Linked DNA regions of Homo sapiens: region 2 is linked to region 1. Evidence: chromatin loops called from intact Hi-C (ENCODE). Cell type or tissue: CD4-positive, alpha-beta T cell. All regions are shown on one strand.

The links. A loop is a pair of places that touch in the nucleus more often than their neighbours do. Peaks named below come from ENCODE experiments on the same cell type or tissue, not always from the same donor. Only the 100,000 strongest peaks of a DNase experiment are listed, where the experiment ranks them.
Region 2: a loop joins it to region 1, with 3 times the contacts of the local background. A loop is called at or near these places in 8 of 110 quality-filtered maps.

Annotation. Positions count from the first base shown.
Region 1 is chr6:10,433,704-10,437,703 of GRCh38, reverse strand. It overlaps LINC00518 (long intergenic non-protein coding RNA 518), which reads left to right and starts at 2,882. Exons shown (of 3, transcript NR_027793.1): 1 at 2,882-3,191; 2 at 3,278-3,456. It overlaps MIR5689HG (MIR5689 host gene), which reads right to left and starts at 3,375. Exons shown (of 4, transcript NR_132993.1): 1 at 3,300-3,375. RefSeq lists an enhancer at 2,832-4,000. In CD4-positive, alpha-beta T cell, a CTCF peak has its summit at 2,444 (motif pointing right); a DNase peak (open chromatin) is centred at 2,453.
Region 2 is chr6:10,252,854-10,256,853 of GRCh38, reverse strand. No RefSeq gene overlaps it. Among named protein-coding and RNA genes, the nearest start is that of TFAP2A-AS2, 150 kb to the left of the region's middle. In CD4-positive, alpha-beta T cell, no CTCF peak of the experiment used is centred here; no DNase peak of the experiment used is centred here.

The DNA of each region.
Region 1 (4,000 bases):
GTGAAAATGCCACATGCCAAATATTGTGGCATTTCACAAAATCTACTTTGAGTGAAATGTATAGCGCAAAAGCCTATAAATGCTGACATTTAAGAAGTGGGAAAACATTTTTTTTAATTAGCTAGTCATCCAAATTAGAATTAGAAAACAACAGCAAAATAAATTCAAAGATCAAAAATGAAAAATTAATGTAAGAGCAGAAGTAAATAAATACAACTAAAATTTATAATATAGAGCATTACAAAGACAAGCAGTTCTTTAAAAAGCCTAACACAATTGAAAAACCTGTAAGCAAGAGTGAAAAAGTGAAAAAAGAAAGGACACAAATAAACTATATTAAGAATGTAAGGGGGCTCGGCCCAGTGGCTCATGCCTGTAATCCCAGCATTTTGGGAGGCCAAGGCAGGAAGATCACTGGAGGTCAGGAGCTTGAGGCCAGCCTGGCCAACATGGTGAAAACCCATCTCTACTAAAATTATAAAAAAAATTAGCTGGGCGTGGTGGCATATGCCTACAGTCCTAGCTACTCGGGAAGCTGAGGCAGGAGAATGGCTTGAACCTGGGAGGCGGAGGTTGCAGTGAGCCACGATCAAGCCACTGCACTCCAGCCTGGGCCACAGAGGGAGACTCTGCTTCAAAAAACAACAAAGACAACAACAACAAAACAACAACAACAAAGAATGTAAGAGGGGCCAGGCGGGCTGGCTCACACCTGTAGTTCCAACGCTTTGGGAGGCTGAGGCAGAAGGATCACTTGAGCCCAGGAGTTTGAAACTGGTCTAGGCAACATAGTGAGACACTGTCTCTCCAAAAAAAAAAAAAGTAAGAGGGGACATAAATGTAGAAGCTGTAGACATGAAAGAGATAATAAAATTTTTCTATTTACAGGCAGTTTTATAAAAATGAATTACAAAATATAGATGAGATATGTTCTATTAAACATATAAGGTATGGTATACTACAGTAAAACACAATTCTTAACACATGTGTATACCATACCTAGTGCACTACACCTTGCTTTCTTCCTTAACAATATGTCTTGGAAATGAATCTGTAGAGTACATAGAGAACTGCCTCATTCCTTGTAATGACTGAATGTTATTCCTTTATACGACTGACCCATCATTTATTTAAATGTGTCTTATTGATAGCATTTAGACTGTTTCCAGTCTTTGCTATTATTAAAAAAGTCACGATATATAAACCCATCATTTCGCACACTTGCAACTCCATCTGTAGGATAAATTCCAACAAGTGGAGTCGCTAGGTTCAAAGGTGTGCTCATATTTATTTGGATCGATTTCACAAAGAAGCTATACCATATTACACTACTCCCATCAAAGTATAAGAATGCCTACTGCGGCCGGGCGCGGTGGCTCATGCCTGTAATCCCAGCACTTTGGGAGGCCGAGGCGGGCGGATCACGAGGTCAGGAGATGGAAACCATCCTGGCTAACACAGTGAAACCCTGTCTCTACTAAAAATACAAAAAAATTAGCCGGGCGCGGTGGCGAGTGGGCGACGGAGCGAGATTCCGTCTCAAAAAAAAAAAAAGAATGCCTATGGAGTCTCCTAAGAACAGCATCATCAAGGCCACCACATTCCAATATCTGTTGCACTTCTCTCATAAAGCTGAGCACCTTTTTCTTGCTGCATAGCCTTGTAACCAACTCTATTATAATAGAACTTGTTCCTCATCATCAGCAAGTGAGCATTTGCTAGCTTCAGATCTGAAACTTTCATTTTCCACTAGTAGGCTTCCGAAAGCAACCCTCTTGGTTCACGGATTAGGTGAGCCAGAACGCCAAATAACTTATAATTGAGAAATAAAAATAAAACTAATGCGAATGAGAATTTGTCTCCAAAAGTAGAAATTTTTCCATCAATGTCTCTCTTTCCACAACTTGCATTTGTGAAATTTAGAATGAATGTCGCAAGTAGGAAAAGACTCATTCTGTCATAGTAGAATCTTTGTGTATTTCTTAGAATACTTATTGTAGGTTTAAATTGAAAACAAAATCATCCAATTTTACACTTATTAGGGAAGAAAATAATCACAGCAACATATAAGATGTTGACAAAGGGCCGGGCGCGGTGGCTCACGCCTGTAATTCCAGCACTTTGGGAGGCCGAGGTGGGTGGATCACGAGGTCAGGAGTTCGAAACCAGCCTGACCAACATGGTGAAACTCCGTCTCTACTAAAAATACAAAAATTAGCCGGGCGTGGTGGCGCGTGCCTGTAATTCCAGCTACTCAGGAGGCCAAGGCAGGAGAATCGCTTGAACCTAGGAGGCGGAGGTTGCAGTGAGCCGAGATCGCGCCACCACACTCCAGCCTGGGTAACAGAGCAAGGCTCCGTCTCAGAAAAAAAGAAAGAAAGAAAGAAAGAAAAGATATTGACAAAGAATGAGTAAAGTCCAACACATGAGCTTTGACCAAAATTCCAACAGATGGCAGTATTGGCCAACTTTTTCCTTAAAAACGTAGGTGTTTTTTTTTTTTTCCAAGATGCTAATTAAACCTTGTTAGACGCGATAGATATATTTTCTGTAATTCCTCAATGAGAATTCGTATGTGTAGTTTATTATACGTTGTGCTCTATATTGTAAAAAATAACAAAAACCCTGAAGTGGTAATATCGTAGGCAATAATAATGGAATAACCGAGGTATGAATGAACAGTTTTGAGCACTAAAACACACTAAGGGCTTTGTTATGGACTGAAATGTGTCCTCTCCCCAGAGTCACAGGATTATGAAGCCATAATCCTCAATGTGACTATATTTGGAGCAGGGGCCTTTACAGACATAATTAAATTAAATGAGGTCATAAGAGTGGGGCCCTAGTCTGATAGGACTGGTGTCCTTACAAGAAGAGGGAGAGTCCTCAGAGAGTCCTCTCTCTCGGCATGGACACAAAAGAAAAGCCATGTGAGGACACAGAGAGAAGGTGGCTGTCTACGAGCTAGGAAGAAAGGCCTCACCGGAAACCAACCCTCACAGCAGCTCCATCTTGGACTTCCAGCCTCCGGAACTGTGAGAAAATAAATGTTTGCAATTCAGGTCGGTTGTATTTTGTGAAGGCCATCCTAGCAAATGAATACTCCTAACATTGTCTCTTTAAGAGCTCACCAGCCTGAGGTAGGAATCATTCCATCTGTGTTACTAATGAGACCGCTGAGGATCAAAGGGGTGAGTAAATTGCTTAGCAGTGCCTAGGTTTTATGTAGTGAATTTGGCTAAAATGGTAGAGCTCCCTGATTCTAACCTCCCTGCAGGTTTTCCACCACATCCACTCACCTCTACATGGCGAAAACCAAGGGTTCACTCTCTGTCTTCAGGGAGCTCCACCCAGCAGCAGCGTTTGACAGAGCTGTTCACTTCCTCTTCCTGGAGCTGTGGCTTCCAGAGCCCATGCTCAGCAGTTCCCCTCCTTCTTCGACTGCTCCTCTCTTAGGTGAGTTTTGTTGGTGTCCTTCATTTCCCTGACTCTAAACATTGGAGACCTCCACGTCCAGTCTTGGGCCTCTTCCCTGTTCATCCACAAGCACTCCCTAGGTGACCTCAGCCGTGCTTATGGTTGTTGGCCACAGCGTCCAAATTGACTTTGCTGCCTCCACACTTGTCCCCCTGCCCTGACCGAGCAGCCAAGGTGACTCTGTTAAGATACGAAGCAGATCACGCCATTGCTTGACTCAAGCCCCTCCAAAGTTTCTGCTCTCAGAGGAAAAGCTAAGGTCTTTTTTTTTTTTGAGATGGAGTTTCACTCTTGTTGCCCAGACTGCAGTGCAGTGGTGTGATCTTGGCTCACTGCAACCTCCACTTCCCGGGTTCAAGCGATTCTCTTGCCTCAGCCTCCCAAGTAGCTGGGATTACAGGTGCACGCCACCACGCCCGGCTAATTTTTGTATTTTTAGTAGAGATGGGGTTTCCCCATGTTGGCCAGGCTGGTCTCGAACTCTTGACCTCAGGTGATCCACCTGCCTCGGCTTCCCAATGTG
Region 2 (4,000 bases), 180 kb after region 1:
CAAGTTAAGGAAGTCTTCCTCCATTCTAGTTTTTTTTTTTGAGAGTTTTTTTTTTATCATAAATGAGTGTAGATTTTGTCAAATGTTTTTCTGTATCTATTATTGTGAAAATGTAATTTTTCTTCCTTAGCCTGTTGATATGTTGGATTATATTAATTGGTTTTGAATGTTGTATCAGCCTTGAATACCTGGGAAAAATACCAGTCAGTTACGGTGTATATTTCTTTGTATACATTGTTGGATTTGATTTACTAATATTTTATTGAGAGTGTTTATATCTGTATTCACGGTTATAATTTTCTTTTTTTTGTAATGTCTTTGGTTTTGGTACTAGTGTTAAGCTAGCCTCATAGGGTGAGTTAGGAAAGCTGGAGGGAGCTGGAGTTGGTTATTTCTCTTCTCCCAGGTAAGTTGGGCTGGGATAAGACTCCAGCAGTTTAGACTCTCATAAAATAGCTTCTTCTGAGGGCAGGCCTTGTCAAGAACAGAATACTCTGGTATATTTTTATATTTAAAAATGGTTCCTTTTCTCCTCCCCCTGGTGGAGGCGTGAGGGAATTTTTCTCTGATACTCATTATGAGAACCTGGCTGATCTCTTGGAGGTAAAACTCACAAATTATGGAAGCCCCTCATAACTGGGTCCCCTGGAATTTAAACTCTTGGACTTGTCCTCACTGAGCCTCTAGCAATTTATGGAATTCAGTTCAGGTTTACCTACCATAGCACTACTTCCTGAGATTTCTGCTGTGGGTTTCTGTTCTGGTAAGTTGTAATTCTCTGTATCTGTCTGTTAGTTGCTCCAATTTTAGGGGCAGCAGTTTACCCTGTAACCTTACTTCTCTGACAGATCTAAGCAGTTTGTTGACATTCAGTTTGATCAGCTTTTTACCTGTTTTAGGATGGAGTAAAGACTTCCAAGCTCCTTCCTTATACACCAGACCGGGAAGGGGAAGCTCCATCAATTCATGTGTTTAAAAAAATGTTTTTCAAACTGTATTTGTTGTAACATCAAACACAGATATAAAAGTCTCCAGCATATAGTATCTCCACCCTACAATATTAATTAAAACCGGAGGAAATTCTCTGGTGGAATCATTGGAAACTTTCAGGTGTGATTCTGTGGAGGAGAACTTGAGGGTTCTACTTCTAGCAGAGCCTATTTCTATTCTTTTTTAGGACATTCGTTCTAATTTAAAAAGCTTCTTTTTGAAAGTTGTTAACTGAAATGTCATGAATGAGTTATATTGTTAACTGATCTTTTGAATCCACAAACAAAGAAGAACTTGCTACTTGGAGGCCCCTGATGAATCAGTAGAGCTTGAAGTGCAAGAATGGAAATGTTGCTGACACTGAGATGTTCCTAGACCTCCAAAGGCTTTGCAAGTATCTTGACAAATATAGTTAAATAAAATATGGAAAAAGATGTAGTTGCCTTGCTTTTTTTCACTGTCTTTACTTTGGATGTAATGAAAAAAATCACTAGTGTGTGATAATCTTACATAATTGAGTTTGATAAGAATGACTTAAAAATGCTTCCCAATCCAAAAAAGAAATCAAAGTCCAATAAAGGCCCAGAAGAAAATAAAAATTACTAAAAGTTACAGGTTTTTGAAATTTAGTCTCAAGATATTTATCTGAAAAATCATAGATCAATGTAGATAAAAAATTAATATTGTCGGCCGGGTGCGGTGGTTCACGTCTGTAATCCCAGCACTTTCGGAGGCCGAGGCAGGTGGATCACGAGGTCAAGAGATCGAGACTATCCTGGCCAACATGGTGAAACCCCGTATCTATTAAAAATACAAAAATTACCTGGGCGTGGTGGTGCGTGCCTATAGTCCCAGCTACTGGGGAGGCTGAGGCTCGAGAATCACTTGAACCTGGGAGGCGGAGGTTGCAGTGAGTCGAGATTGCGCCACTGCACTCCAGCCTGGTGACGGAGTGAGACTCCATCTTAAAAAAAAAATTAATATTGTCCTTCCATATTAACATTTGGTATTAGCACTTGATAGATACTTGAATGTTGAATGCCTAATGAGAATTTATTTCCTAATTAGACTTTTTAGTTAAGTTTATTTTCACGTTTCTTGAGGCAAGTAGTACATAACAGAGTGGCCAAGGTCATAGCTTAGGAGTGGTTTGAAACCCTGTTTCTCTACTTACTGTGAGTCTGACCATGGGCAAATTACTTAACCCCTCTCCTCCTCAGTTTGCTTATCTGTAAAATGATGATGATAAGAGTCCTTATCTCTTGGGGCAATAATGAGGGTTCACTAGGATAGTTCACATAAAGCTCTTAGAATGGGGACTAGCATTTAGTAAGAGCTCAATAAATATTAGCTATTTTCTATTTTATTTTTTATTTTACTTTAAGTTCTGGCGTACAAGTGCAGAATGTGTAGATTTGTTACATAGATATACGTGTGCCATGGTGGTTTCCTGCACCTATCAACCCGTCATCTAGGTTTTAAGCCCCACATGTATTAGCCATTTGTCCTAATGCTCTCCCTCCTCTCACCCCCTACCCCCGACAGGCCCTGGTGTGTGTTGTTCGTCTCTCTCTGTCCATGTGTTCTCATTGTTCAACTTCCACTTCTGAGTGAGAACGTGGTGTTTGGTTTGCTGTTCTTGTGTTAGTTTGCTGAGAATGATGGCTTCAGCTTTATTTTTATTTTAATAAGAAAAACATCATGCCAAACCATGCAATGTTATGAAGATTATTGTGATTATTGATGAAACACATAGGACATTGGAGGAAAAATAAAATAAACTCTCAATGTTTACAGAAGAATACAGGGAACTGCTTTTCTTAAACTATATATTCACTCTTTCATTTCTAAAGAAACTGGTGTTGGCCAGGCACGGCGGTTCATACCTGTATCTCTGCACTTTGGGAGGCCAAGGCAGAAGGATTGATTGAGCTCAAGAGGTCCAGACCAGCCTGAGCAACATAGTGAGACCTTATCTCTACAAAAAAATTAAAAAATTAGCCAGGTGTGGTGGTGCATGCCTGTAGTCCAAGCTACTCAGGAGACTGAGGTAGGAGGATCTCTTGAGCCCAGGAGTTTGAGGCTGCAATGAGCCATGGACTGCACTCCAGCCTGGGTGACAGAGCGAGAGCCTGTCTCAAAAAAAAAAGGAAGCTGGTGGGGCAGGGTGCAGTGGCTCACACCTGTAATCCCAGCACTTTGGGAGGCCAAGGTGGGTGGATCATCTAAGGTCGGGAGTTCAAGACCAGCCTGACCAACATGGATAAACTCCGTCTCTACTAAAAATACAAAATCAGCGAGGTGTGGTGGTGCATGCCTGTAATCACAGCTACTCGGGAGGCTGAGGCAGGAGAATCACTTGGACCCGGGAGGTGGAGGTTGCGGTGAGCTGAGATTGTGCCATTGCACTCCAGCCTGGGCAACAAGAGCGAAACTCTGTCTCAAAAAAAGAAGCTGGTGTTAATCTCCCCTTCATGGTACCCGCTGCACAGATAGATGTGTGCAGCTCCAAGTGCACACAGCCTTCCAACTCTAGGTCTAATGAAACAGGGGAGTGGAGCTGGAGGAATTACAGGCAATTTCAACAAAGGGGAATAGGTAGGAAGGAAAAAGCTGGAAATCCCTGGAGTAACCTTACTCTTCTGACCAAAAGTACAAGTCAGGCTGGTAGAACTCTCACTCATGTTTGAAGCCAGAGGTTGGCAAACTTTTTCTGTAAAGGGCCAGATTGTAAATAGTTTTAACTTTTGGGCCATACGGTCTGTAACACAACTGCTCAGCTCTACTTCTGAAGCACAAAATTATCATAGACAATAAGGAAAAAACAGATTGTGGCTGTCTTCCAGTCAAATGTTAGGTACAAAAGCTAGCAGTGGGTCACGGTTTGCCAACCCCTGGTCTAGAATACACCTGAGTGTGGTGCATAGCCTTAATTACTTTTCTTGTAAAATTCTCTCAGATTGAAGTTGGAGGTCCTTTTTCCCACTCTGATATCCCTTCTTCCACTCTC